Linked DNA regions of Mus musculus: region 1 is linked to region 2. The links are chromatin loops, found by intact Hi-C in ENCODE. Cell type or tissue: left cerebral cortex. All regions are shown on one strand.

Evidence for each region. A loop is a pair of places that touch in the nucleus more often than their neighbours do. Peaks named below come from ENCODE experiments on the same cell type or tissue, not always from the same donor. Only the 100,000 strongest peaks of a DNase experiment are listed, where the experiment ranks them.
Region 1: it touches region 2 in a loop (2.8-fold over the local background); 5 of 42 quality-filtered maps call a loop at or near these places.

The regions. Positions count from the first base shown.
Region 1 is chr4:32,347,071-32,355,070 of GRCm38, reverse strand. It overlaps a transcript of Bach2 not described here. Among named protein-coding and RNA genes, the nearest start is that of Bach2, 66 kb to the left of the region's middle. In left cerebral cortex, no CTCF peak of the experiment used is centred here; DNase peaks (open chromatin) are centred at 394, 2,050, 3,015 and 3,527; H3K27ac peaks cover 1,065 bases.
Region 2 is chr4:32,300,010-32,308,009 of GRCm38, reverse strand. It overlaps a transcript of Bach2 not described here. Among named protein-coding and RNA genes, the nearest start is that of n-TGccc3, 74 kb to the right of the region's middle. RefSeq lists an enhancer at 2,600-6,107. In left cerebral cortex, no CTCF peak of the experiment used is centred here; DNase peaks (open chromatin) are centred at 3,483, 3,621, 4,100, 4,759 and 2 more places; H3K4me3 peaks cover 1,260 bases; H3K27ac peaks cover 3,167 bases.

The sequences.
Region 1 (8,000 bases), 47 kb before region 2:
TGTTAAATGTCTTTTTGTTGTCCGTGTGTGCACATTTGCATGCATGGGTGCATGTGCAGGCGAGCTTGGATGCATGCAAGCACACACATGCTGAATCCAGAAGCTGATATTAACTGTCCTGTCTATTAATCTGCATCCCTAATAATGAAGCAGGGCCTCTCACTTGAACTTGGAGCTTGAGGACTGGGCTACCCAAGCAAGCCTGGTCACTCCAGGGATCCCTGTCTCTAGGATTAGAGCTGAGTTGCCATGACTGTTGGGTCTGCATGCAGCTGGGGCGCCGCATCCAGCTTTACACCCTCCCGCCAAGTGCCTTGCCCACTGAGACATCTTGTCAGCTCTGTGCATAAACTGAGAAAAGGTGGATATTCATCTTCTTAAAAAAAGGGGGGGGGCAGTGCATATAGCATCCTGTGAAATGCCCACGCCCACAAACGCTTATGTGCTCAGGACGTTCCAGAGATGAAGCTGTACAAGGCTGTACAAGATGGCTCATCTCCTAAAGGGCTGAAAAGAGATGAAGCTGTACAAGATGGCTCATCTCCTAAAGGGCTGAAAAGGGGCTTCAGAGCTTTCTTAAAACGGAAACATTTCCAAGATATACACATAGCTTCCATGTTCTAAGCCTAAAACACATAACACATTTCCTTCTTGAGACAGAACTGAAAATATCAGCTTAGGAGTCAATTAAATATTTAAAGAGATGCATATTTGGTCAGAGATGGAAACACAGATGCTGGGGACTGCAGAGGAAAAGATCTTGCTTGATCTTTATCCTGAAGTTTGTCCTTCCAAAAGCATCCCCAACGTCAACTCCTGTCTTGGGTCATTTGTCTCATCTTACGGAGGTAGAATGGAATTGCAGTACAGGGTGAAGTGTGTGTGTGTGTGTGTGTGTGTGTGTGTGTGTGTGTGTGATGGGGCAGGGTCTCAGGTAGCCGAGGTTGGCCTTGAAAATGACCATTGATAACTCTGTCTTTGTGTGTATCTGTCTGTTTCTTTCTGTACGTGTGTGTGTCTATATCTCTGTATGTATGTCTCCATGTGCATTCATGTGGTGCATAGGTGTGTGTGTGTGGTGAGGTAAGGTGTCAGGAAGTCAAGGTTGGCCATAAAAATGACCTTGGATAAGCCCCTTTCTGTCTTTGTGTGTGTCTGTCTCTCTGTACTTATGTGTGTGTCTGTGTTTGTCTATCTGTATGTATATGTCTGTCTGTGTCTCAGTGTGTGCTCTCTCTGTGTGCATGCACATGAGGTGCATCTGTGTGTGTGTTTGTGTGTGTCTCTCTGTACATATGTGTGTGTGTCTGTGTTTGTCTATCTGTATGTATATGTTTGTCTGTGTCTCAGTGTGTGCTCTCTCTGTGTGCATGCACATGAGGTGCATCTGTGTGTATGTGTGTGTCTCTCTGTGCATATGTGTGTGTATGTATGTGTCTGTGTTTGTCTAATCTCTCTGTTTGTATATGTCTCTGTGTGTATCAGTGTGTGCTCTCTCTGTGTTCATGCACATGAGGTGCATCTCTCTGTGTGTGTGCGTGTGTGTGTGTGTGCGTGTGTGATGGCCAGAGTTTAACAGTGTCATGTGCTGTCTTCACTGCTTGCCCTCTTTAATTTTCTTTTTAGAGACAGGGTTGCTCACTGAGTTAGCCAGACTGACTGGGCAGCAGGCCCCAGGGATCTCTCCCTTTCTCTGACCCTGACACAGGGCTTATAGGCTCATGTTACCATGCTTAGCTTTTAAGGATCTTGGAGACTTGAACTCAGCTCTTAGGCTTACATGGACAGCTAGCAACATGTAATTAAGCTACCTCCCTGGACCCAGACCTTGGCTCTCTGCCTCTCATTACAGGCATGTTCCACTCACACTGAGTTTGTTTGGTAATGGGATCAAATGATGAGCTTTGTCATGCTCAGACAGCACTGTACCACTGAGCTACATCCTTGTTCTCCAGTGCAACCTGTGGAGGAGGGTCCTGTTTAGATAAGCCTGGAATGAGCCAAAAGGAGAAGTTTCCTAGCAACGGCTTTCCTCTTTCCTGTGTGGCCACTCTCAAATGCTGCTCTGAGCAACCGCTAGCTCCTGCTGCAGTTCCTGAACTGGAGGCTCTGCGCACTTCTGGCCAGCACAGACTCAGCCAGCTTTCTCACTGGCCTTGCACTTACTCCGTGGTTGGGAAGGAGGGACATCTTTGGCTGGTTCACAACCCTGAGCACCAATGACTGAATTCCCCAATGCAGTCCTTGGTTTGGCTGAGGTAATCTCAAACACTCTCAAGGGAAAGGAATCAATATAATGTCTTGTAAGGGGCAGCTTGGCATGCACACCCTCCATCTGGATAATACAGGCATTAGAAAGTCCCTGTTCTTTGATCCTGGGAATCGTTTTCCAGGGGTGTAGCCCATGGAACTGCCGGATACTGGCTATCTAAACAAGCAGGCTGTGCGAGGAGTCTGACCAGACCTCCGACGAAAGGGGAAGAGCGGCAAGTCCTTAGAGGGCTGGCTTAAAAATATGGAAGGTCAAGTAAAAGCAAATTGTTTATTACAAAATTTAAATAATATTCTATACGACTTCCATAATATGTGAAGCAAACGGCAAATAATAAATTCAAAACTGTGTGTGGGTGTCCATGGGATGGAACACACATTACAGGTTCCCAAATAACGTGTAAATCTCTTAGAGTACCAGTAAGTACTTAACAGTGCCTGTGTTATAATACAAGTGCTCAATGGTGCTATTTGTTTGTTAGGTCATTTGACCCCAGACAATATAACTATTTATGGACTAATGACTTAGTCACTGTTGGACAAACACTTATACAGTAAAAAGCACTACTTTTATTTCCTTCTTAAATAACCTTGTAAAAACGTATTACGAGATCATCTCTGTATCTCTTAGTATTGCAGAACATCAGGCTGTGGCGTCAGCATAGACCCCACCACCCTCCCTTCCTGTTCTCACTTTAGCATTGAGATGAGGTCATCAAGAGAACGTGGTGCAGTTGAATGCTGATGTAGTAGGACCTGCTTCCGGCTAATACTGGCACAGGGCTCTACAGGCGTGTCCCCCACGATGGACAATGTATGCCGCCAACTCTGGAGCTGCCCTCGGACTTAACACGCTGTCCCAGAGCCCCTCGGCACACGGGTTGGGAAACACAGATAAATAACAAAACGAGTTAACAGTTGCTTTCTCGCAGACTATTGGTTAACTTAAAAAACAACAACAGAAAAGGTTTACAGAATCCTTTCCGAAGAAGCGTCTGTTGGTTTTTACAATTCAAACCCGAGACAGTGACTGGCAGCTTCCCAGAAACCCTTTGTCCTTACAGGAAGGTGGATATTTTGTTCCCCATCAAGTTCGCTCCCTGAAACAAAAATCTCAGGATAGACAGTAAGCAAGGAAACATCTTGGGTAATGCTTTCACTACTAAAAAAGCAAAACCCATAAAAAGCACAGTTCTCATGAATAAACCACCCACAACTCTTCCTGTTCAGAGTCCTGTCTGATCCTTACCCAGGTCAGATCAATGAAGTCACCAGTGCCGCTAACCCAGACATTCACCCTACTTCCTGCGGGGAGCCACTACCATTGTTCAACAATAAACTCTCTGTCCCCCTCCGACGTGCTGTACAGAGCACAGTTGTGCCCTCGTGGGAACTGAGCTATAAATGGCCCTTCGCTATTGGTCTGCAGAGCTGTGGTCGCCAGGTTAACGGTGGTCCTTTAGAAACGGTGCCTGCTGCTTGTCACCCCAGGACTCGCTGCTCCCTTTGTTCTCTGCTGCTTCCTTCTGACCTGTTTGTCAGTTTTTGTACTAAAGGAATGAATAGCCTATTATATCTTCACCAGTTGGGACTTTCAGAACCAATACAGTGAGTTGAGTATAACAGACAATTAGGCCCTTAGGGTATTTAGTGGTTGGTGAATATTTTGTTTGTCTCTGGGTTTGTGGAGGTTGAGGGGTAGAAATGAGTATTTTCCTATTTAATGCTAGCTTTTTAAACTCAAGGAATCTTTAATTTTGTTACCATAAAGTTGGTGTTTTACTGAAATTGATACTTTATTTAATTGGTGTGTGTGTGTGTGTGTGTGTGTGTGTGTGTGTGTGTGTGTTTGTGGGGTGTGGGGGGTGTAGTGTATGTACCTAAAGTCAATATCGGGTATCTTTTCTCAATCTCTTTACACCTTATTTCTGAGACAGGGTCTCTCACTGAACCTGAAGCGTTATCAATTTGGGTAGAGTGGCCTGTGAATGAACTTCAAGGACCTGCCTGTGTCTGCACCCTCGGGGGTAGATTAGACACATACCCACCACTTTTCCATGAGTTCTAGGTCTTCATGCTTGTGTGGCAAACATTTTACCCTCTGAGCCATCTTCTCAGTGTCTTATTGTGTTTTCAGTAGAGATGCCCAGAGATCTATAAAAACACTCACTGTTTCAATCTATTAACTTCTACAAATGGACATATTAATCTCTACTTTAAGTTAGAATTAATTACGGTGTAGTGATACAATGTTTACTTAACAGTTTGGATGCATCTTAATATAAGCAGAGCTCCAATCAGTCTTAGAGCTGTTCTTTAAAATATGAAAAAAATAACTCCCATCTTCCTGTGAGTGTTCGACTGCTCCCAGTTACATTCATCACACTTGCCAGAATTTTTATCTTGTTATCTGTCTATCTCCTTAACTAGGATTAAGCTCAACAAGGGTAGGCATCTGTAATTCATGATTTATCTGTTCCCCAAAACCTAAAGATAAAGAACTCCATCAGCATTTCTTGAAAAGCAAGTGAATGGGTGGGAGCTTTATTCTTAACGATTTTAGTTATATGCTACTTTTCTTTTAACTTTTGTATTTGGGTGTTTTGCCTGGATGTACGTCTGTATGACTGGCGGTCGGAAGAAGGCATTGGATCCCCCTGGGGTTAGAGTTATAAATACTTGTGAGTTGCCATGCAGGTGCTGGGAATCAGGTTCTGGTCCTCTGCAAGGACAAGTGTTCCTAACTCCTGGGCCAGCTCTCCAGCCCTTATAGATTTTTTTATAACACTGCTTCAGTGGATCAAAAACGAACACAAAGTCCTCTAAAAGTAAATATTAATAGTTATGAAAACCACTTTAAATGCCAGAAACCAATACTGTATCATATTTTAGAACTTTTCAGACTTGGGGACATCTGTGTGATCTTGGACATTTAACCATCCCTAATTGTAGAAATCCCAGACCCAAAATTCTCTAAAACTCGAAAATTTCTTAGTGGCCATACTGAAGCATCTCAGAGTTTTGATTTCTAGTCAAGGATGTGCTAGCTGTCCTTAAGTGAGAATCAGTCTCCTGTGCCATTAAGGCAATGTCACGGAACTAAAAAATAACCATGAAAAAGATCTAAGTCAGCCATTATCATTTCCCATTTGGATAGTTCAGCTCTGAAATCAGGAGGACTTCTACTGTCAGGATGTGGTATACGCACAAAGGGCCCTGAAAGACACCAGCGTGAGCTGGAGGCAAGGGATGGTTCAACTCTAAGATAATAACAACTGTCAGAAGGGACAAGAAAGCTAGAACACAGGGTTCAGTTAACCCTGAAGCAGGAGGCAGGAGCTAATGGCTATTGGGGGTGTGTTAGATAATCAACAAGGAGGTTGTGCTTTCAAAGAATGCTTAATGTCTACACGCAGGATACAAGCGCCAAAGCCAATAACTCTGAAGAGGAATCTACAGTGGGTAAGAAAAAATTTCCCCTGGACCATAAGCAAAGGCAAGCAATGGAAGGGGGAGGGGAGGGGGAAATTACCCTTAGAAAATTCCAGCTCATACTCACTCTACTTGAAATAAAAAATTATATATATAACTATGTATAAATATATATATATAACTATATGTATGTATATATAACTATATGTATCTATATCTATATCTATCTATCTATCTATCTATCTATCTATCTATCTATCTATCTATCTATATGTATATAACAATAGGAAGCTGAGGAGCATCTGGAAGAAGCAAATGGAATACATCTTCAGAATAATGAATTTTATCCAAGTTTCAAAGTGTTTTCATTCACAGAGATCCCAGAAATTCAGTTCACAATTAAAAAAAAAAACAACAAAACAAAGCAAAGCAGAATTCACACACCATACAAGAATCTAGGCCTACCCTGAATTAGAATGAGGCAGAGCAAACTGTAGACTCGGCTTCTCAGAGGCTGCAGGCATCAGACAGACTCAGTGCAGAGTGAAAAACACACAGGTTCAGAGAAAGAAAAGACTTCAAAAAAATTTTTTTAAAAACCACCAAATTATGATTAGTCATATTTTTAAAAAGCAAAATAAATCAAGGAAAAAATAGCAATTAATAAGAGGCTCAATGAGTGAGTTTGATACCAAATCAGATGCAGTTGAAGTAGAGCTGGTGGTATAGAAAGTATACACAAACCTGCAAGCAAACAGAGAAGAGACACACCATGAGAGAGAGAGAGGGAGGCTGGAGACAGAGAGCCAGCATGAGAGGTGATCTCTCCTCTAAGTTTCCAGACTCTCTAAATCTGGGAAGCCAAGTGGATACTAAATAAAAGAGGTCCTCACCAGACTACATAGCTGACTACTACTTAAGATGTCACTAGCCAGGGAAAAAGGCAGAGTAGCTAGCTACCAGTGATGGATGATGGGCTAATGGCTGATTTCCTGGAAGATGAGAAATCCTGGGGAAATGTCTTTTAAAAACTGGGAGCAAATTATACTTTCTGCCTGTATGGCTGGCAAAGCTAACTTTCATAACCAAAAGCAAATAGAAATGTATTTGGGAGCAAACAAAGATAAATTAAGGAAATCTAAATCAAAAAGCATTGTTATCCAAGAAACTTCTACAGGATGCACAGCCAAGAGCAACGAACTGCAATAAGGCAGAAACGGTGAGCCAATGTATGTCTAACCCCAGACAGCCACAAACTGTGCAGCGGAGTGATGAGCAATGCCTAAAGATAAGACAAATTAAAAATGATATAACCATGGCAATGGTTGTAAGCAATTATATAACCACTAGAGCAAAAGCAAGTGACCACAATTAAGAAAGTTTAAGATCCCTGAACTGTTGTGGAGAAAAAGTGGAGCTGATCCACATAGTGTGAGACTGTAAGTGAGACAGGATGCCAGCGGACCTAGGGCAAGTACTGAAAGATGGTTTCACGATAAAACACAGACTTATGAAAATAAAACCAAGTAAAACCCCATCCAACCTAAACGAAGCAGGAAAGAAACAGAGAACCCAAAGGAAATCAAGACAGAAGGCAAAAGGAAGGGAGAGCCAGCGGGGAGGCTCAAGTGTTGCCAAGGAGGACAACCCAGCAACAGAAACAAAGTATACTTTTGGTTAAAATTTAAAAACAAACTATCTGTTCACACAAAGAGTCACAGGTCAGTATTCACAGCAGCTTGATTTACAATTCCGCAGGGAAATAATTCAAATGTGCAGCTACTGCTGGATGAGGCAAGCCAGGTAGGTACACACCAGGGAAGCCTATTCACATGTGAAAAGATGAAATACTGAGACTCTAACAACACGGACAGCAGCAGCAAGCTGCTAAGTGCAAGGCAGATGTCACAGTCTACACATTGTGAGAATCCATTTATGTGACATTCAAGAAAAGGGGAAACTACGGAGATAAAAACAGATCGGAGGTGGAAGGCAGGAAGCAGAGGGTTAAAGGGCAGGAGGAACATTTGGCTGGGAGGGAAATGATATTTATCCTTATTGTGGTCATGGCTGCATGATGGTACACACTAGTGAAAAACCATCAGAACGTACGCTTAGAATGTGCGACTTTCATGTCTGAAACCAAACTGTAACAAAGTCAGTAAGAAACACACAACTTACACAAGGGAAAAGTCAAATAACAAACATTAGCCTGTAAATCTAAATTAGCTAAATCAGGCGAATACAAAATTAATTTTGAGATAGATTTTTAAAATATCACAGTATACTAATAAAAA
Region 2 (8,000 bases):
GCTGTATCTGGGGTGAATAGACTTGTGTTCTTGTCTTCCCAGGAAAAGTCAAACGACACATGCTGATAGATTTCTAGAGCGTCTCTCTTGAGGGCTTGAATAATTCAGGCAAGTCCATTTTCTACAGTTTGGTGGGAATCTCAAATGACAGTCTAGTGGGTTACTTCCAACTGAGGAGGGACTGATGTCATGGGAGAGAATTAGAAAGCACCTCTTTAAAGAAACCAAGAGGCCAGCTCACTCTTCCATCAAAGCCACAACTACAGGACCTATTTTCTTTCAAGCAGACCCAGACAACAAGTTATACAGAGAGACTCTCCTCAACAGGAGGTGATATATACAGGTTAAATCCGCCCACTTTGGAGGCCTGGAATGGGTGTACTGTCTTGCTTCTCTGGGGGAAATGCTTCTGTTGATTCCCTGAAGAGAGCTCTACTTGGCAGCATGACAGGCTCGAATGCAAGGCCACCCCAAAGATCATCTGTGTGGTGCAGGATCTGTCCTCTTCATTACCAGCTTTGCTGTAGCATGGCCTGTTCTCTCTGAGGCACTGTCATGTGCTGCGTTGTTAAACTATTCCACAAAGATAAGGTTTGGTCTGACCACAGCCCGAGTGCTTTCATGATCTGAACCACTTTCAAAATCCAAATAGCTCGTCACTTACCATGCTGGCAAGGAAACCAGATCCATTCAAACATGATGCTTTAGAGGACATTCTTGCCCTTCTCAACAAACAATTCCACTGGTGAGTATAAACATCTCAGCCCCGACAGCTGAGAGCTGGTAGCCCCTACACTACCACGGTGGGTAGCTTTGGAGTCTTTCAGCACTTGGTACTGTCACTATCCTGCTTTGAGCTCATATACATGAAACTATCTTTTTTTGGTTTTTTGGACATACCTAAGGTTTTATGTGCATGTTTGGGAGGGGTTATCAAAAAGTGGGTCAGCTTGTGCCTGCTCAGGATATTCTAGTCTGCTCGAAATGTCCAATTAAAACTCAATTCTGCCATAATTATTTCCCATATGTGTTCATTTAACTGCTGCTCAGGTTAGACCCAGAAATACATTCTTTGTCGTATCAGCTATATTGCGACTTATTCTTAAACTCTTCCTCCTAATGGTAGTCAGGTGAGAAAGAGCTTAAGGAAAGCCCGGGCCTGTCAAGCCATTCTTGGCAGGAGCCTTCCAGGCAAGGAAGCAGTCGGTCTTAGGTTTATGTTTGCATAATTTACAACTGGATGATGGAATGCTGACACTGGTGGGACAAGAAACAGCAAGGGCACAGTCACATACTATGTCACCAGCAGGAACTGTAGGGCTGCCTGCTTTCTCCAACAACAGCTCAGCTCAGGGGACTGGCACAGACACAGCCAGGCCACGTCCCTCAGGGGCTCCTCTGATCTCATTATAGCAGTTGACACCAGTCCTCACAAAATAAACAGGAAATGTATGCCTGCCTCTCCTGTGGAAAGGCACACATTCCTTCTCAAGGAGACTGCAGTCACCAGCATGGGAAGGAAGTCGGCTCTGCTCCTAAGAAGAAAGCCTACCCTATCGGCCTTTCTCTTTCTGGGATGGGATACAGAGTGGGTGAGCTTAAGGCTCCAGCTCTGGGTGCTGTGAAAATGAGACATTTCCTTGCTGCTGATATCAACATTCCAGGGCTCTGATAGCAGGGCCACTTCCTCTGGTGTAACTCTGGGGAAAGACCTATGATATAGCCTGGAGGGATTTTACCTGCTGAGACCAGAGTACAAGAAAGGGGCTGTTCTTCAAGAACAAAATCCAGGTCTCAGTTTCTCTCTCTCTCTGTCTCCCTCTCCTCCTTTCCCTCCCCAATCCACATGCGTGCGTGCGTGCGTGCGTGCGTGCGTGTGTGTGTGTGTGTGTGTGTGTGTGTGTGTGTGTGTGTGTGTGTGTAAGAGAGAGACAGAGACAGACAGACAGAATTCTCCCTAAAATCATTTGTTTGCTATGTAGGAAACTTTATATACCTAATATTTCCATTTCAAATGCTGAGTTTACCTATAAACTACAAGCTCAGTGGTAAAGCACAGATCCAGCGCGTGCTGTGGTTTGAACAAAAAATGACCCCAGGGTCTGGCGGTGCAGCCTTGTTGGAGGAAGTACATCACTGGGGCAGGCTTTGAAATGAAAAGGCCTCCTTTACCTCCAGTTTGCTCTCACTACTTCATGCTTGGGGTTCAAGATGTGAGGTCTCAGCTATAGTGCATTCTCCATAATTATTACCTGGTCCAAACTATCAGCCACGCGGTAAGAGATGCCCTGCTGGAGAGGGAAGACTCGATGTTATAAAGTAGGGTTAAAACAAAGCCACTTCAAAATAATGATAATGTCGCTGCTGTGTAGTCTGGGATTCCTAAAATGCACAACAGCCACAAAAATGTCCTCATTCTTCCTTCAAGCATAATAACTCAAAGCGGCCCTGTAAGAGCGCAGCGGAATCACCGGAGCAGCGTGAAGGGACGTGGAGGGGTGTGAGCGTCAGAGCGTCTGATCAGCAACACTGTGAGCGCTGTGCTTGTTCTAGTTGAAGCTGTTTCTGCATGCTGACTACTCCAGTTCACTGGTGACTAGCAACAGCAGGAATGTGAGAGCTCCGTTCCAGAATTACTGAAACCACCCAGGCAACTTAAATACATTTCCGTCTCAAAACATCGGCAAAATGTTCCAACTTTTAAAATGCTAACAAAATATGAGGAGCCATGGTGAAGTTGACCTACATTCTAGGGAGGCTGAGAAGGGGGCGGGGAAGGCTGCACTAGTGGAGTTCAGAATAAATGCAAGGTTGCGGGGATGCTGTCTATGAAGTCACTCCCTCGTCTCTCCATTTCCATTTCAGTGTCCATGTATTTCCTGATCTCTGCACTGTGTGCTTTCTTCCATTGGACGGATCGCACACTTAGATAACTTGGTCGTTTTTCTCTTAGGCAGACTTTCATTCTGCAAAACCGGGAGAATTCCTGCACTATTGTATATAAACTAATTCAAACTTTATGAATGAGCAGCGGGGACCGTTTCCACGGACTGTTTTAAAGGCCTGTGGTACCAAGAGTAAGCAAAACCGATCCATGAAGTTAATGCTGCTTCCCATAATGTAGAATCTGGTTCTTCTCACTGTCCAAATGCTAAAGGAGAAACTAGTGCCATGGTGGGGGTGCTGGCAGGGTGGGGGGAAACAATGCCTTCCTCAGCGTTTCAAAACCGTTCACATCAGCTTGAGCACGGAAGCCATAGGAAAAGCTCTGTTTTACCTACCGTAATTACGGTATACCTCACAGCAACTCTCCACATTATCCACTTTCCCCCCTCCACTCAACTTCTCTCAATGATCTCTGGAAACCATTAACCAAAAGTCCTGGTCCAATTTTCCTCTTCCCCCTCCTCTGTGTCCTCAGTCTTGCTGGCGTCCAGACAAAGCAAACTTGTATTACATCACAAAGCAAACTCATTTTTTTCTCTAAAGCAGCCCATTGGTCAGTTACCGCTACTGGAACCAACACTGTCACAGTGTGGTCTTTGTTACTGAGTGCTGCTTGTAAAAAATATATATATACATACATATAAGTTTCCCAGTACTGCTTTCCTCTGCTAAAAAGAGGAAGCGTCTAGCCGGGTTCCACCCATGCAGTAAACTAGACATTACCTTATATACAAGAGCCTCTATGGCATTCCTCGGGCACTGACTGCTGCAGAATTCCTGCACTAGGCTGCACGCTGCAGGCCACAAGCTTCCCTGGCTCACTCACCCTCCTTTCTGCTTTGGCTGCTCTACTCTATCTATCTATCTATCTATCTATCTATCTATCTATCTATCTATCTATCTATCTATCTATCTTTCTTTCTTTCTTTCTTTCTTTCTCTCTCTCTCTCTCTCTCTCTCTCTCTCTTTCTTTCTTTCTTTCTTTTTTTCTCTCCTTCCTTCTTTCTGTCTCATTTCCACTGCCTCACTGTGTTTTTGTGTAAATGCTCTCTCTCACATGACTCAACAAATCCATCTGCCCGAAGCAGGCCAAGTCTGGAGCCCTCCCAGGAGGGAGGAGAAGAATTGCTTTGTGGAAAGGACTTGGAGCGCTGCCCTTCCTCTGGCTCGAATTACCCGCCTGTCAGGCCTGACGGATCTGGCTAAAAATAAAAGGAAGCGGGCTGTGAAAAGCAGATGAATGGGCTCAGCAGCTCCTCAGATAACACAGACCTGCTGTTGCCCAGAGCTTCCCAAACAGAAACTTCAAATGTGCGACCTCTGAGTGCAGCTATGTGGCTTCCAGGTGATCATGCTGTCTGACCCACCAGAGTGGTGTCGCAGCCTGGATTTTGATTTTAGCACCCCCCCCAACCTCAGTGTGTGTGTGTGTGTGTGTGTGTGTGTGTGTGTGTGTGTGTGTGTGTGTGTTAGAAAGAAAGAGAAATAGGAAGAGAAGGGGAAATAAAGTCTCGTACAAAAAGGTTCTCAGAGCACAGCTGAATTCAGTGGAGTGATGGCTTCTCACGTTTTAAAACAATATTGTTTCCACTACAAAATTCTCCTCCACACCAGACATTTTCAGTCTCCCGATGATGTCACTCCTCCATTCAGAGCCAGCAAAGAGTTAACAGTCCTTCTTGTAAGTGTATGGCCAGCGCCTGCAGTGGGTATTAAGCACTTAGGTTTGCCATGTAATGACACACTGTAACAATCTGTAATATGAAACATCAGCAAAGCTCTGGCTCTGAGGCTCGCTCTCCCCACCATTAGCCATATGTTTGGCTCCTCAGATAGCCAAGCGGGTGTTCCAGCATGCCATCTGGTTTCTATCCACACAGGCAACTGCAAAGCAAGGGCTGTACCCCTCTGGAGCTGTGTGTTTCTTATCCCTGTCCTCCCCTTTCCCCCCTCCCAGCTCCTTGGTTCCCTTGCAAGAGAATTCTCTGCCATTCATCACATGCAAAGAAAATGTTACCTGACCTGGCAGCAGTGGAGCCATTAAGAATGCACAGCTGAACTGTAAACACGCCAGAGGGTCCTTTACAGAATCTCCTCAAGTCAGTCTCCCCCCCCCCACACACACACATTCTCTACTCCTTCCTCATCCCCTATGACTGCAGACACTTGATCCAGCATGTTAAAAATAGGTACATTCTTGATAGAACCAGAGTTTGCTGTGGTGCCCTTCACAGTCACTTCACATACTGACAGGAAGGCTTTAACTCACACATGTGTGAGTGCGCACTCGCTCGCACACACACACACACACACACAGGCAAACGCATGTTTGTCTCAACATTCAATTAGCTTGGTGTCAGTGTCACACAGGATGACACACCCCTGACTCACTTCAGGAATCAATCCCTCCTGCTCCTAGGTATTCGACTGCTATTGTTTAATTTTCTGATGGTTCTTTCCACTTCAAGACACGAAACAGGGAGACAGATGAGGCAGGCACTCTGGAACAGGAGCTCGCAGCCATTTTCAGGCAACTGATGACTGACCGAAGAATGCCTTCTTCCTTCTGCATTTTCCAGGGGTGAAAGCACACAGCAAAAATAATCTCCCTCCTCTTGCCTGAACCCCTGATGCCGGGATTACAAATGTGTTATGTGTGTTATGCTGGGTGATGTGGTGCTGCGGATCAAACCTAGGGCTTTGTTCATGCTAGATAAGTACTCTGCCAACATAGCTGCTTCCCCAGGCCTGCACTTTAACAGCATGCAGAAATGGTACATGCTGTTGGAACTGATAGGATTTTCCTAGAGCTTCGCCTTCACAGGATTTGAAGCACTCTATACTCTTTTAACTGCATATTGGGGTATCTGATATACATAAAAATTGTCTCCTTGTTTCTGTAGAAATTGCAATTCATTTTGCTGCATTAAGAGATCATTAATTAGGGATTAATATTTGCCACATCTTATTTAAAACGCTGGTTTCTTACATACGAAAAAACGAAAGAAAGACTATCATTAGAAAGTGACTCACCAGAATGTCAGATTGTCCCACATGGTAGACTGGAGAGGATCTGTCAGGGAGTTCTGTTTATTCAGTCTAACAAGGGTGCCAGGAAGGCCACTAACTATGCAAACTTCTTAAGCCCACTGCCTTTGTGGATCCATACTTTCGTAATCACAATATACGCTGCATTAGCTAACAGAGCCATTAAGATTCTGTTTTTGCAGGTTTTAGAGAATGATGCCAAAGAGAACTTGTAATTTAGAAAGCTTTAGGAAATAACCCAGATGATTAGCCCAAATATATATAAAATATATATTATAAGTAATATATATTATAGTACAACAGTATGCATATATTATTTTAATATGCTCTGTCTTAATATACAAATTATTAATGAGATATTTTACATTTTACACTGGCTCTTGAAATAATATGGACTGTTCACATATAGCATCTACCAATGTGCACTAGTCTTAATTCCAGGACTTTGGCTACCTGTGGATAGTGGTGACTGCTGGGCAGCAGAGATACAGATTTTATACACAGTATAGGTCAAAGGATGTACAGATGTTTTCTCATAAGCAATAGCACAAGATCCAAGTGTAGGAGAGGGAGGCTGAGTCTGGGAAATGGATTTAAGCTGCTTGCACAGTCAATGCCAAGAATGAGGAAAAGGTTATAGCTTAGGGCCAGGACAGGAAAAATAGGGTGGCCTGAAAGAGTCAACCAAAGGATATTTCTAGAAATAAATCAGGGGGAAAAAAGACTTGTCACTTAGAGAGATGAAAGAAAGGGAAATGTCCAATAGGGATGTGGTTATTTGTTGTTGTTGGTGGTGGTAGTGGTAGGTTGTCTCTCTGTGTGTCTGCGTATCTGTGTATACGTGTTTTAATGTTATAACGCATGTTTTCAGTGAAATGTCACTGAATGCATGTTTAAGGTAAAATCTAGATATGTCTCTGCAGTTGAGTAAAAGCTATTGACTAAACCCTTGCTAAGTATTGCTCATGGGTGAGGCAGTGCTACGCACTAGGGGCGGCAAAGCTTTGGGACAGCTGAACCTTCTGTTGTTTCCAAGACAGGATCTCTAGTGTGTGGGGTCCATGCTGACCTTAACATCACTAGGAAGCTCTTGCAGGCCTCGGACTCACGATCGTCCTGTACCTACCTACCAGCGCACACACAACACATGGCCACAAGCATTACTTCTGAGGGGCTCGAATATGATGTCGGGGACTGAATAGCAAAGGAGAGGAATGTCTTAGAGGCCTACAAGATGCTAAATGTAACTTAGAATTTTTTTCTATAAAGTATTCAACAGACTTCTGCTTTGGTTCGGAGTGGGTCTTTCAGGCAGCAGAGTCCACACCAACTGACTTGACATGATTCAGGATTTGAGTTCCTGTTTGTATTCAGCTGTGCTGAATTAAGAAAATCCCAATACAGGCAACCACAGAGATTGATCACTCACTATCTGAACCGTATGATAAAAATGTGGAGAAATTTTCAGACAAGGCCCGGCTCTCTGCTCTCTTATTGCTGGCTCAGAATCCAACTTGACAGGAAGAAAACTGAATGCTTTGCTAGGTCAAACACTATGGGCAGTGCCTGCCCCGTATTCCGGAGAGGAGCAGACGTGACAAGCAAGCTAGCCAGGTTTTGCCAGGCTTTGCAGTCTTTCATTTGATGATTTGCTATTCTGCCTCAAATTCCTCCAAATGCTTAAAAAATTAAGTCAGATTTAATTGCAAAGTTTAATAACTTGTGTAATTAATTGAGTGTGTAGTCCAACAACTGTTCAAACTCCTTAAAACAAGGAACATTTGAGACATACAGTGAGTTCGGTCTCTGGGTTGCCAACCTGCACAGATGACTGCAGCCCACAGGGCTCCAAAGCCTGGGCAGGTGATCCACTTGCTGAATAAGTGTGACAGAAGCAATCTGATGGCTCAATTTATGAGTAGAATCAGGCTAGAATCTATACAACACGGCTATGCAAGTTCCTGAGCAGTGGTAACTTCTGGGCTTGCTAATTCCAGTTGTCAACA